Linked DNA regions of Homo sapiens: regions 1 and 2 are each linked to region 3. A link is a contact called in ENCODE Hi-C data. All regions are on one chromosome and are shown on one strand. The core of a region is the stretch at or near the end of the contact, and the rest is flanking DNA. Distances in the headings are between cores, read along the strand shown.

Evidence for each region. Hi-C counts contacts between places; a loop is a spot of excess contacts on that map. Pooled maps may share reads with other maps.
Region 1: a loop to region 3 is called in a pooled map, with 2.1 times the contacts of the local background. The contact joins the promoter of PDCD4 here to the enhancer-like site in region 3. A Hi-C loop is called at or near these places in 5 of 50 pooled maps.
Region 2: a map of OCI-LY7 shows a loop between it and region 3 (12-fold over the local background). The contact joins the promoter of ADD3-AS1 here to the enhancer-like site in region 3. A Hi-C loop is called at or near these places in 2 of 168 maps with a recorded cell type or tissue (OCI-LY7 and naive thymus-derived CD4-positive, alpha-beta T cell) and 5 of 50 pooled maps.

The regions. Positions count from the first base shown.
Region 1 is chr10:110,869,403-110,873,919 of GRCh38, reverse strand. It overlaps PDCD4 (programmed cell death 4), which reads right to left and starts at 1,992. Exons shown (of 12, transcript NM_014456.5): 1 at 1,902-1,992. PDCD4-AS1 (PDCD4 antisense RNA 1) reads left to right here and starts at 3,016. Exons shown (of 1, transcript NR_026932.1): 1 at 3,016-4,517. RefSeq lists silencers at 1,240-1,439, 1,650-1,799, 1,830-1,879 and an enhancer at 2,884-3,494.
Region 2 is chr10:110,006,887-110,011,983 of GRCh38, reverse strand. ADD3-AS1 (ADD3 antisense RNA 1) reads left to right here and starts at 3,603. Exons shown (of 5, transcript NR_038943.1): 1 at 3,603-3,803. It overlaps ADD3 (adducin 3), which reads right to left and starts at 4,000. Exons shown (of 15, transcript NM_016824.5): 1 at 3,685-4,000. RefSeq lists silencers at 3,268-3,677, 3,988-4,417 and enhancers at 4,246-4,799, 4,800-5,097.
Region 3 is chr10:114,539,323-114,543,831 of GRCh38, reverse strand. The region is part of intron 6 of ABLIM1 (actin binding LIM protein 1); the gene reads left to right. Among named protein-coding and RNA genes, the nearest start is that of ABLIM1, 120 kb to the left of the region's middle. RefSeq lists enhancers at 2,100-2,279, 2,630-2,679. Within about 2 kb of position 2,656, at least 18 of the 41 ENCODE cell types and tissues checked have a DNase peak (open chromatin) inside an H3K27ac peak, as active enhancers do; they include OCI-LY7, where a contact is called at or near this core.

The DNA of each region.
Region 1 (4,517 bases), core at 743-3,242, 3.7 Mb after region 3:
ATACAGAAGGCATTCCGTCAGACAAAACTGTCAGGAAATGACTATCATCTCTTTTATTAAGATAAAAACAAAGTTATCTTAATAAAAAAAATAGTCCTGTGTCTTTAGGCAATGATAACCCGATCAGGAACTCAAGTCATATTTGACAGCAACAAACACGTTTTAAGAGTTTAGATAAGACATGTTCCACGTTTTTACGCTCTTTAAAGTAGTAGGATTTTTTCCAATTTATTTAACAACCCTTAATTGGCCCAAACAAGAAAATATAAAGCAAAAAATCCAAACGCTATTTCCTTCATACTAACCTACAAAAATGAATTTTCGATGAGAAAACTATACATACAAGTTAGAAGAAAATGAAGGCTGACATTAAACACTGTTCTTTTCTCCAGTGTGTTACACGAAATATACAATCAGAAGTATTCAACTGCCAAGACATTCCCTAAGAGACAGACCCTCCACTCCCCCACGAAATATATACATATGTATTTCCTGAAATATACCTCATAAATTGCTCTGGCATTTTGGGGAGTCAAGCTTTGGCCATTTATTAACTAGGATTACTTGTATTCATTCTTCGGCTACGAACGGCTAATTAGCAGCTTAAAACCAGCTAAAAGCATTCTACTACAGTAATGCAAAAGCAAGCACTACAGATAATATTCAAGCGGCATTTATTTTTGCAGTCCTAATATTTTTTCCTTTCACATTAGTACCACAGAAAAAGCCAGTCAATTATAATTCAAATACACTTACTGAGATATTAACGTATTCAATAAGCCTATAATGAAGGAATATTAAGGGCATAAATACCAGTAACTCCTTGCTTAAAAAGCACTTGGTGGTTTCCCAAAAAAGTCACGTTAAGAATATCAAGATTGTAACAATTAAAGTAAAAATACAAGTTAAAAACAGGGGAAACCCTTTTTTCCCCGACACCTAATCGCATTTCTGATCGTTTTCATCATTTGTAGACACTACACAGTTGCTGGCTACGTAGCGAGTTCTCACAAGGGGGAGGGGGGCGAAATTGACGTCTGCAGACAGTTTTGAAGCTCTTGCAAAACCCCATGTACGTTACAGCATCAAACTGACAAATGGAGAAGATGGCATGCGTTTCACAGAAAGGGGGCTCCCTTCCCGGCTTTGTTTTCTCTGGGAGATTTTATTTTACCTAAACTAAAAAAAAGAGACCCTTTGCCGGAAGACGGGCGCGACGAAGTTCGCGCAGGGATGGGGCGGCGGGCACGTGTTCGCCTCCCAGCGCCCCCGGCGAGGATAGCGCGCGGCCCCTCCCCACAGCGGCCGGGCCTGTTCTCCCGCAGCGGGCTCAGGCTAGGACCCCCGAAGTCCCAGCCCGGGTCGGCCCCCGGAAGGGGCTGGGCCGGGGCCGAGGCCGGGGCTCCGGGTTCACGAAGGACAGGGGGCCGCATCTTCAGAGGATTCCCAGGGAGGGCAGGGGGCGGGGAGGGCGCGAATCTTCCTCACAGGATTTCAGTCCAGCCGGAAACACGCCTTCCAATCCCGGCCCCCGAATTCAACCTCCGCCAGAGGGGGAGGAGGGCTGAGGGGGACCTTCAAGGGCGAGCGCCTCGCGCGCCCCTCTCAGTGGGGAGATGGCTCCGGGAGGGGGCGGGCCCGCGCCGACACGCTCCAGGCTGGGCTCAGAAAGAGGGAACCAGGCCGGATGCCCGCAGTCCGGGGCGTTGGGGAGGGCGCGGCTGGACCTGCGGGGCTACAAGAAGGCAGCCGGACCCCCGCACCGCAGGCCCGGACCTGACAGGACCGCGACCCCCACGCCTCCGCCCCCGCCCCCTCCCATCTTGCGGCTGCCTCCGAGGAGGGATGGGGGAGAGGGCGCAGTCTTCCCGAGCGTGTGAGCCGCGCCTACTGGTACTGACCCCTCGGGCCCCCGCCGCTGCTCGCCCAGGTTCCTGGTCAGCCGGCCCCGACCCCGCTCTTCTGTCTCTGCCGCCGCCTCGGAGAGTCTCTGGCCCTTCTCGCTCTGTTTGTTTTTGTTTTCTTCTACCCAGTAACACGGGGGCGAGAGGGCGGCGCTTATTGGCCGAGGCCGGGTGGTCGGCTGGCCAATCGTGGCGGCGGAGCCGGAGCTGAGGAGGAAAAGGGAGAGGAGTGAAACGTGGAAAGTTGGGGAGGGGCGCGGGAGGGCGCATGCGCATGTGGCTCCTGGGACTGGCTGGAGCGGGAGTTGAGCGGGAAGTCGGGGTGGGGGTATGTTGGGAGGCGTGGCGGGATGGGAGCGTTGGGAAAAGGGCAGTGCTGGGGGATGGGGACGAGGATGAAGCTTCCTCGACCCAGCTCACCCATTCTCCTCACAGGGCGTTCTGCAAACTCGGCTGAAGCAAAGGTTTTGAGCTTCCTGATGGTCCCTGCCTCCATTTCTAGAAACTGCTTAGGCGAACACTCCAAGTGATCAGCCTGTCCGATTCCTCCTCCCTCTGGCCGCTGCTTTCTCTGTGGCTTCCAGTTTCTGGAGATCCCATGCTAAGAAGTTTCTCTCAGCGAATCCCCTCAAACCTTTGAGATGGAAATAATTCCCATTTCACAGATATAAAGCAGGCTCCAAAACTCTTTGAAGTTCCTTTGCTAATCATGACTAGCCAAGCCTCTGGCGTTCAAACGCACAAATTCCGGCCTCCAGTGCTGGGGTTCTCAGCCATGGCTACAATTTCTGTATTGAAACTTCCACCTCCCCTCGCTGTTCTCTGTGACTTTTCCTCTTGGCTGCATTGGTTTTGGCTGGTACTATCCTTACTCTTTCAAGGTCACGGTCCCCTGAGGGTGATAACCAGAACCTTAGGCTTCCTTTGTGTTCCCAGGCGGGGACTTAGCCACTGCCTCTGATCAGATTTTTCAGTTGTCTGATGGGCAGCACCGAATGATTGCTTGTGCTCTCCAGAACCCAACTGCCTCATCCCGCACAGGCCAGCGCTTTCCCTTGGCTGCCCAGTCACCCTGCCTGGGAATCATCTCTAATGCTACTATTTCTCTGCACACACACGCACACACACACACACAAACCTTCACTGGCTTCCCATTGCCTCTCTTGAGTGTCAGCGCCTCGGTCGGTCATTCAAGGCTCCGTGATGTGACTTCAAGACTTTCAGGCTGTGTCTCCACACATCTCCCCATATGCTTCCTCACCCCCTGGTAGTTCTTTATATATCACCTTGAAATGTCTCTCTTCTCATCTCCTATCTCCGCCTGATGCAATCCTTCTGTGCCTCATGGCCCTTCCTGGTAGTTTTTTATTTTGTTGTTGTTGTTGTTTTATTTAATTGAGGCAGGGGCTTGCCCTTTAGCCCAGGAGAATGCAGTGGCATGATCACAGCTCACTGCTGCCTCGACCTCCGTCAGCCTCCCTAGCTCAACGATCCTCTCACCTCAGCCTCCTGAGTAACTGGGACTACAGGCACAGCTCACTATGCCCAGCTAATTTTTGTATTTTCTGTACACACAGGGTTTCATCATGTTGTCCAGGCTGGTCTTGAACTCCTGGGCTCAAGCAATCAGCCCACCTCTGCCTCCCAAAGCGTTGAGATTACAAGCGTGAGCCACCATTCCTGGACCCTCGTAGTTTTTCTGGAGCCTCGTGATTTGATATGATCTTCCTGCCGCTGATTCCTCACAGTGTTGGCTTGCCACACCTCCAGGGGCACTGATCACATTCTACCTGGCATTATTTCATCTGAGTCCCTGTCCTAGCCCTTCTGCCCATTAGACTGTAACCTTGTTTAGGGAAAGACCTGTGTCTTACTCATCTGTGATTTTGTTGTTGTTGTTGTTTTGAGACAGGGTCTTGCCCTGTTGCCCAGGCTGGAGAGCAGTGGTGCAATCTTGGCTCACTGCAGCCTCAACCTGTTGGGGTCAAGCCATCCTCCCACCTCAGCTTTCCAAGTAGCTGAGACTACAGGCCTGTGCCACCACACCCAGCTAGTTTTTTGTATTTTTAGTAGAGATGGGGTTTTGCCATGTTGCCCAGGCTTCTCTTGAACTCCTGAGCTCAAGGGATCTGCCTGCCTCGGCCTCCCAAAGTGCTGGGATTACAGGCGTGAGCCACTGTGCCTGACCCACTCACCTGTCATTGTAGTACTTAAGATGCCTTGTTCATTTATTGTGCCTGTGCAATAAATACACCTTGATTTGAGTTTACAAAGATTCTCAGCAGTTGGTGGTCATCCTCATCTCCTGGGCGGGGGCCTCCTGGTGTGGCCAGTATCTGAATTAGTCTCATAACTCATGTTCACTTTTTAAAATCGGAGCTTCCCAGACCTCAGTTTTGTTTTGTTATTTTCCATTATCTGCAGCTGTCTCCTTTCCCCTCTCTCACCTATACTCTACTGATCAGTGACTGCTGGCTCCTTTGTTACCCATCCTTCTCTTTCTCCACATTTTTTCTCTTCTCATCCCTTTCAGTTCTGGACTGTTTCCTTCTTCCTCCCTGTCTTTCATTTAGTCATTCATTGAATGTACTTACTAAGCACATATAGCATAAT
Region 2 (5,097 bases), core at 2,354-4,853, 4.5 Mb after region 3:
ACCTGTATGTTTTAGAGGATTCTTGATATATACAACCCATTACAGTAAAAAATTACAGTAAAAATTTGAGACTGTCTTGGCATTTGGCCAAGAGAACTGAATCTCTGGCAGAACCTGAAAGACCTCATAACAATCTCACCTATAAACACTCTGGCATGGACCCGGAGTTCAAACCATAGAGTATTAACAAAGAAGACATAAAGTATTAAGGCACTTATTTTGAATCTCAATGACATGACAGTCTAGGACTGTCCAATTAATTTTAAATTGGGTTTAAATAACTTCAAATAGGTCTACGTTTAAAAGGAAGAATAGCACTCGATTAGATATTTAAAGTTTTTTTAAAAATTCAAACTCTACATATTTAATATTTTCAAAGGAATCTGAAAAGCACTAATTATAACAAAAACAGTGTTTAGTGTGAGAAACAGATTAGTAACCTGTGTCTTCAATAAAGCTTGCACTTTCTCAATTCAACGCATGCTTGTTTTTAAACATTTTTTCCTAACATTACATTGCACTAAGTTGTCAAATGACATTTCATCTATCTACAATAATTCTAAACATTACTTAAAACAGCTCCTAATTTAGTTTATAATTTGTTTGACATATCAACTACAATGGTGAAGCAGCAACACACAGTTCCTTGAGGAATGTGAATGACAAAGTATAAGCCACAAGTTACATCTTTGCATTTAGGGTTCATTTTAGGAAGCAACTCAGGTGGTATTTAGAACAAACTTAAGTTAAAATTTATCTCAGGTTGATATGATGTTGGTAATCAGAAAGGTGATAAGGTTTACTGATTTACTGCAGAACTGGAATCTCCAATGGGAATTAGTGCCCTCTGGGCCACCTGGGGCCCTACATATCTGGTAAGCTTCAAAAAAAAAAAAAAAGACTTTAGTATCTTTAGTAATTAGAAAGATAGCACACTCTAGCACAAACTCTAGCACCCTAAACATATGTTGTGTATCAAAAGAGAATACCCTTTCAATGTCAAAAGGTGACTGTATTTAATGCGGATTAACCACCACTCCTTAGATTTAAGCATAACTTGGTGGTATTAATACCAGAGGATGTGGTTAAACAAGACATGTGCACCTGATAGTCGTGGGAATACTATGAAGACCTCTCACTGGTTTGCAGTAATTACCATGAGCTCAATAGCAACAAGGGGCAGTGGTTACATGGGCTCACTCTTGGGCCAGACTCTGGCTTCAGAACCAACCTGTGTCACCTTGGGAAGATACTTAACCTCTCCATGCCTCTGTTTAGCCACTGGGTTGTTGGAAGGACTAAGTAAATTAAATCATATAAAACTCTTAGTGCCTGGCACAGAGGTTAGGCAAATAAATATTGGCTATTACAAATATTTGCTGAGTCTTCACATGCTGGGTAGCATGACCTAACAGCCTTCAAAAAGATATGTCACTTTACATACTGATAATGATAAACACAAAAAGCACTGAATACAAACCCCATTCTAAGCACTTTACATATAACAACTCGGTTAAGCTAAAGTTCTGATGTGACTGTTCCCCAACACGCTACACAGTTTGTTCAGAGCCAGGTTTCTATGCTTTTATGTGATTTCTTCCCTCAAACACTTCTTATACTCTGATGACATGCATACATGCCACCCAGTACTGCTAACCAACTGCTTTGAAATGGGAGAGATTAACCAGCTAACCACCTGTAGGCTTACATGTGACAAAAGCACTCAGACATGATAGGCCTACTTCAGGAAGCCTCAAAACCTCAGAAGTTGGGCACCACCCTGTATCTAGGTTTTAGGATTGTGTGTAGGAGTTGGGCTGTTGCTGATGTTATGTTCTCTTGGTCTCAAAAGACATTCTGGTTTTACAAAGGCCAGATCTACACTTTAAACATAATTAGGCAGAATTCACATTCATGCCAGCATAATATTGAAGAAAGGGGTGAGACAGCAAAGTGTGTAATTTTCTCCCTTTCAGTCAATGCTTGAAACTTACATTACGAAAATACTATCCTTCTATCATGCAAAATATTTCCCAAGTGTCATATGATCAACTATGTCAAATGTTCACCAAACATTTCCTGATATCATATATGTAAAATGTAGCAATACATTGAATGTCTCATAACCAACTATCTCAAGAACTCCTTCAAATTATGTTTAACATTCAAAATAGATACACCCGTTTCTTCTTTAAAAACTATTACCAACATGCCAGCACTTCTGGGCACCTTAAGTGTTATCACAGACTGAACTCTTCAGAAAGATGAAGAGTTAAATGTAGCTGCCTTTATTTTATCCTGGTCCTCCTTCCATAAAGTTAATCTGCTCCATTTAAGCAAAGGAAAATAAGTTATAATGCAAGTACAATATAATGGAGACTTCGATATAAAAACTTTCTACAAATGCTCCATTTATAATGTTCCAGTTATTTATAGGGTTAAGTAACTTAACCCTATAAATGGGTTGGTCCCATAACTTAATTACACAAATATTTTTAACAGTCAAGTATTTAACTTGAAAACGACAAATTGCACTGTACTCTTATTTTTTCAATCTTTAAAAACACTCTCACTAGGAGTCTTCTAAAGCCAAAATTAGGAACGTACCCTGCACTATGTAGTCAGAAGCCATTCCAAGAAAAGCAACCATTTAATACTGCTAAATCTAAAATGCTACATAATTTAACGTAAACTTGCACGCACGTGTATGTAGCTAGTCCCATACCCCAGAATCTTATCAATTCCTTCCCCAAACTTGCATATAATCCTCCCTCAAAGCCTCTTGGCTAAGTTAAATTCCTTAACACTCTACCAGGTTAATTGCAACAGCACATGTGCCAAGGAAATTAGTGGTTTTCCTTGCGCTCCCATTTTCAACCGGCACCTACTTGCAATTAAATCTCTGCAACAAAAAAGTTCACCTGAAGCCGTTCTTGCCATTTTAAAAGAGGCCCAGATTATGCTACCTGTCTGTGGTCTTGCCTAAGCTATAATAGCCTACCTCCAAAGAGGCTGGACGTGCCCCAAACACCAGCACACCAGACCTGCTGCCAACTTCGCTTGTCACCCCTAGCAGGAAGCTCAACCTAACATGTATACGTTTGTAGGGGCGGTGTGTTTGTGTGTGTCTGTGTTGGGGGGTGGGGAAGCGGATTATAGGAGAAAGGTGACTGAACACTTTCAACTTGTAACAAAAAAAATTTTTTTTAAATGAGGAGAAAAACAACTAAAACCAACATTCGCTCCCTTTCCTCCACCTTTTCTAAGCGCAGGAACCTCTCACTCCCCTGGAGCGCACCTTCAGGGCTTAAGGTCCCCGGGGTCACCTAAGCTTCAGCCAGTAACTGATTTTGGTACTCCCCGCCTTCCTAGGGAAAACCAGCAGACGCGCGAAGCGTCGGGCCCACCCGGCGGCGCCGCAGGCCGTGCACCGCCACCCCCGGACCCTCCCCCGCAGGTACGCTCCCCTCTGGCCTGGCCGTGGTCCCCACTCCCGCCCCGGAAAAGGGTTCACCTGAGGCCGCAGGGACAGCCAATGAGAAGTCCCCTTGGCCCCGCCAGCCGCCGCTCCCTACCCCCGCGCGACCCCCAGTAGCGTCCCCAGTGCTAGCCCCCGCGCGGGTGCCCGCGTCCCGGCCCGGAAGAGAGGCGGGACGACGGCGCGTCCTCTCCCCGCAAGATTACCTCGCAGCGCGTAGCCGGCTTTGTGTTTCCCCTCCCTCCTTCTCGGCAGCCGCCCGGGCTGCAGCAGCCGCCGGATCCGCCGCTGCGGCCGCCTCTTAAGCGCCGCAGAGCCCCAGAGGGTAGGGCGGGAGAAGGGGAGGGGGCTTGAGGAGGGAGGGACCTGTACGCCGAGCCCTGTGCAGCAGGAAGCGGCGACACCTGGGATGCCGACGCCTCTGGCGCTTGCTCTGTGTTTTAAAAAATCTAATTTAAACCCCTCTTCTTTCCCTCCCGCCCCTCACACTGGCGACCGTTACGGGCTGGCGGCTCGCGCTCTGGCGGGACTAGCCGAGCGCCCCTCGAGCGTCCCTTGGTCCCGCCCCCTAACGCCCCGCCCCTAGGTCCCCAAGCGCCCCCCCCGGTCACGCCCCCAAGGTCCGCCCCTCGCAGCCCCCTACGCCTCTGGCCCCGCCTCTTGGGCTCCGAAGCCTCCCGGCCCCGCCTCCTCAAGACCTCGCCTCTGGCAGCCCCGAGCTCTCTCTGGCCCCGCCCCGAGCGCCCCTCGGGAGTCCTGGTCCCGCCCCCGCAGCCCCCTCCGCGCCCTCAAGCTCTAAGTCCGTGAAGCCGCAGCGGTGGGGGCCTGCAGGCCCGGCAGCCGGGAGGGCCTGGTTCGGGGCGGCTGCCTGGCGCCTTTTCAACGTCCTCTTCTGACTGTGCAGCTCGAATCCGCGGCGTCCCCGGAGGGCCAGAGGGGGAAACGACCCCGATAGAAACCCGACCGCGAAGGGGAGGAGGGGCGCCTCGGAAATGTCTCCCGCCCTAAATGAGCGAGCCCCCTACTCCTACTCCCGAGGCTGAGCCGCCGCTTTGAGTCAGCCTCGGCCGCCCACGCTGGCTGCTGGGGCTGTAGGAGGCCACTGCAAAGGTTCAACCTCCGCACGCCCCCCGTGGGGCCTGGACTTTGCTCTCAGCACAGCTGCCTTCGCGGGCGCCTAGTCCCCACAACCCCTGCTTCACCTCCACATAGGGGGAGGACAGGGGCTCTCGCTTCTGCTTCATTTGGACCCCTCGAGAGTCTTCACTCCCGCTTTGGCTCCCGGCCTCTGAACCTTATGAGAGCTCACTTCTTTGAGGCGAAAAGTCGAGGCATCGCCAAGAACCTTCAAAATGAATGCGGGGCCGGGCAAACTTTGCAACACGCAATTGCAGGGCTGTGGATCCATCCACAGGTGACACCGGGCCTCCCACCCCCCTCGCCCAGACATGTTTCTCATCCCAACCTATTCTTGAAATAGACCTCCCAGCGGTGCACACTTTTCTCTGCCACCCACGACTTCCACGTCCCTCCTGCACCAGTACACTTGCAAGCACACCCCTCCGAGCGCCATTCTAATGATTCATGGTCCCTTGGGCCAACCCCACCCTAACACACAC
Region 3 (4,509 bases), core at 1,407-3,906:
CTGCAGAGGCTCAGAGGTGAGGAAAAGCACAGGATACATAAGAAACGTCAGTTGGGCACCGATGTGACAGATGATGCTGGAGAAGTGGGCAGGGTCCCAAGAGTCATATTCTGGAGTTTGGGTGTTACCCTAAAAGCGGTAGGAAGCCATTGAACTGCTTGTAGCTGGAGTGTCATGTGATTAGACCAGGTTGTTGTGTAAAGAACGTATGAGAGTTCTCAAATCTATGTACGCACGCGTTCACAGCAGCCCTATTCACATCAGCCGAAAGGTAGAAACAACCCAATGTCCATCAGCAGGTGAATGGATAACAACATGTGGTGTATCCAACTAGTGGAATATTATCCAGCCTTGAAGCAGTGCTGCCAACCACAGGATGAGCCTTTAAGTAAAAGAAACCAGCCACAAAAAGCCACATATTGTATGATGCCATTTATATAAAATATCTAGAATAGGTAAATCCATACAGATAGAAAGCAGATTGGTAGTTGCCAAAGGCTGGGGGAAGGGGAAATAGGAAATTACTGCTTTATGGATACAGGATTTCCTTTTGGGGTGATGAAAATATTTTGGAATTAGAGGAGGTGGTTGCATAGCATTGTGAATGAATGTACTAAGTGCCACTGAATTGTTCACTTTAAAATGTTTAATTTTATAGTACGTGCATTTCAGCTCAGATGTTTTTTAAATGGCTGGGAAGGGAGTTGGGGTGGAGACAGGCCAGCTAGGAGGCTACTACAGAACTTTGGGCACAAAATGATGGTGGTGCTAGCTGGAGTGGAGCCTGAGAAATGGGCCCCCACCCTCCGCACACACAGGAAGGGTGGAAAGAGTTCTCTCATAGCCTTTCCAATAAAGCTTTAATTATTGACCCAAGGACACTTCAAAACTAGTGTCTTGACCAGGGAGAAAGAAGCATATCCCCAGGAAGGCTGTTGGAGAAGGTGGATGGGACCCACCTGATGGGGAGCTTGGAGTCCGAGCGGTCCCATCACAGCGCTCAGAGTGTGATGCACAGGAGGTTGGTGCCTCCCCTCCTGGCCCTGAGTCCATCCCTCATCCCTCCCCAGAGAGCTCTTCTCAGAAGTGCCCTGATTGGGGCCTGACGCCATTTCCCTTGGGATTCCTGAGTTTGATCTCTTGTGGAGGACTGAAATAAACCTGTTGAGTTGGGGCAACTTGGAAATTTCCTTCTCCTCCTCCTTCTTCTTTCTCTTTCTTTTTTCTTCTTCTTCCTCCTTCCTCCTCCTCCTCGTCCTCCTCCCTTCTCTTCCCTCCTCCTCCCTTCTCCCTCCTCCTTCTTCCTTTCTTCCTTCTAATTTCTTCTTTCTTCCTTCTTCTTTCATCTTTCTTCCTTCTTCATCATCATCTTCTTCTTTTCTTTTTTTTTTTTCTTTTTTCTTTCTTTCTTTTTTTTTTTTAGAGACAAGGTTTTGCTCTGTTGCCCAGGCTGGAGTGCAGTGGTACAATCATACCTCACTGCAACTTTGAACTCCTGGGCTCAAGCTATCTTTCTGCACAGCCCCCTGAGTAGCTGGGACTACAGGTGCATGCCATCACACCCAACTGATTTTGTTATTTTTTGTAAAGAACGGGAGTCTCACTCTATTGTCCAGGCTGGTCTCTAACTCCTGGCCTCAGGCAATCCTCCTGCCTCAGCCTCCCAAAGTGCTGAGATTACAGGCATGAGCAACCAAGCCTGGCCCTCATAAAAAGAAACAATAGAACATCAGAATGATTTCCCAGATGTCCAGCTGTACAAAGAGAGACGAGAAAATACTGAACGTGGTCCCCACATTTGTGACAGCCGTGTTTGCAGTCTTCTTAGTCCACATGTGGAGCTGTGTTCCCCCAAAACATGCTGGGGAGGGAAAAGGGCTCTGTGTGTGTGTGTGTCTGAGTGTGTGAGTGTGTGTGTGTGTGTGTGTGTGTTGATTCCCTTCAGATTTAGCTCAACAGCTGTGGGGAAGAAAATCTAAAATAAAGCTAGATCCAAGAACATGCCATTTGGAAGAAACATGTGCTTACTCTGTTTTCTGCTTCAAGACCTGAGTCATTTGGCATTCACTGTGGCTGCAGAGACCTCTTCTCAAATTGGCTTCAGGTTTCTGTGAAGGCCGTTTTGTGAGGCCTAAGACTTGGAGACTTTCCATGCGGGGCTTTCAGAGTTGAGGCGTCTGGGAGTAGTTTGCACCATGTTCAGCCTCCACCCAGCAGACGTAGTCCTTAGATGGGCGTGTGAGCTAGAAAAACGTCCTGCAGGGTTATCACACTGACGTGTGACAGCTTGTGAGTCGGTTTGGCTTGGTTACCAACACAAAGCAGGACGGTCTCCACACACTCCTCCCTCGGCCTCTCATGCTTGGGTCTTGGTGGTGGTGAAATATTGTGATGGTGGATTTGTTGTAAATACTGTGAACCTTGGGGTTTTGTGGGTTTTTTATATTTATTTTATCCACAGATGAATTTATTTTATCCCTTTACAAATGTATTAGTTTTCTGTGTCAGCTGTAGCAGTGGTGGCTTAAAGCAACAAGCTTAAACAGTTCTTGAGGTTCTTGAGGTTAGTTCTTAAACTGAGTTCTGTCAGTTCTTGAGGTTAGACGTCTGAAAGCAAGGTGCAGGCAAGGCAATGCTGTCTCTGAAGGCTCTAGTGAAGGGCCTTTCCTCGCCTCTCCCAGTTTCCGATGGCTCTGTGTGTTGCTTGACTTGTGGCAGCCTCCCAATCTCTGGCTTTGTCTTCACATCGCCTTTTGCGTGTTGTCTCCTTTTCTCTGTTACAGTTCCCTCTGCCTCTTTCCTGTAAAGCCACTTGTCATTGGATTCAGGGCCCACCCAGATAATCCAAGATGACCTCACCATCTCAAGATCCTTTGCTTAATTACATCTGCAAAGACTCTTCTCCCAAATAAGCTAGCATTCACAGGTTCCAGGGAATTGATAGGGAGTCTCTTTTGGTGATGATCGGGTCACCATTCAAGCTGCTTGAGTAAGCCTGGGAAATCATGCACGTATCATCCCAGCGAGGCCTGCAGACCCTGTGTGGTTTTAATTTAACACTCACTGAGCCCTAAGAGGACCCTAAGGCCTCTCTAGGTGTGGTGTCACCAGAGATGCCACCAGACACCTGAGGGACCTTTGAGAAAGAGAAAGGTCACTGGACAATGATAGAGAAGAGACGCTCCAGGTCTGGCTGTGTCACTCATTCCTGAGTGACTTGGGGCAGGTTGTTCAGCCTCTTGGGGCTGTCTTCATTTCCCAGGTAAAGGGACTAGCATGTAACCTCCAGCAGCCCTCGAGTTCTCTCTGTCTCTGTCATTCCTTAATCCTTGTAAGCCCTGAAAATCACATCAGCTTGAACGGGTGGGGAGACGGGCCCGAGCACCAGCGGCTCAGTTGAAAAGGCTCTGGGTGGCAGCCAATCTGAATCTGTACTCACCAGCTGGGGCCCCTTGGGCAAGGCTTGCCACTTCTTTGAGCCTCAGTTTTCTTTTCTTTAAGTGCAAGAATTGAAAATATACGTGTAATTCCAAGACTTGGGCTGCTAGACCTCCCGGAGTCCCTTCGGCTCTAAGGATCTGAGTTCTAGAATTCTCATGTCTTGGCTGTAAGGGATCAGACAGAACCAATGGTTCTTTTTTTCTGGAAACCAGCACGTAACACTCAGCATAGAGCATACACTCAAATTGTAGCTTGATTTCTCATCACTTGTTTTCAGTTTTGTTTTCGACAGCAAGATTCTCTTTTTAGGGGGATCTTGCTATAAATGGTACATCTTCAAATGCTTCTGCTGATTAACTTATAAATTTAGGAGAGTTCTGAAGATATTTACAACCTGCCTCCTAATTAAGAAGTGCAGGGGCAAATTAGTGTGAGATACTCCAGTTTGCTCTCTCCGTCTTTTCTCCAAACTTCTCCCGCTTCCTTCTCCCCTCCTCCTCCCCCTTCCCCTGCCCCCACCTTCTTTCTGCCTAACAGCCTAATGGTAACAGGAAGCTGGAAGAGACTTCAGACCTAGGTCACTAATGTCATGGGGGAGTGGGGCATCTCTTTGGAATGCATTTCTTCCCATCTTTGGTAGATAGCCCTAGGACAGCTCTCACTCCAGCAGACATCCTTTCCAGGGTACAGGTGGTTACCTGCTAGCCTCATAAAGAAAAGAAACAGCAACAAAATGGTTGTTATTATCAACAGCAACAGCTAGTTTCAAAATGAAGGCAGCTCATGGTGGGTGTAATCAAGTAAGGACTCCCAAATTTATAAGGGGGTTAGTCTCATATCTCCAACCCTAAATTTAAGTAAGACAGCAACTGAGTTTCTTGGTCTCTGTTTACAAAGGTATAACCATCTCTAGGCACATAGCTAAAAGTAGATTGTTTTTGATGGTGCTTTCTTAAGATATGGAATCTTCTCTGGAACACCACACTCTTAATGTAATACTTCCTATACCTCTTTTTTGTTGTTGTTGTTGTTTGAGACAGAGTCTTGCTTTGTTGCCCAGGCTGGAGT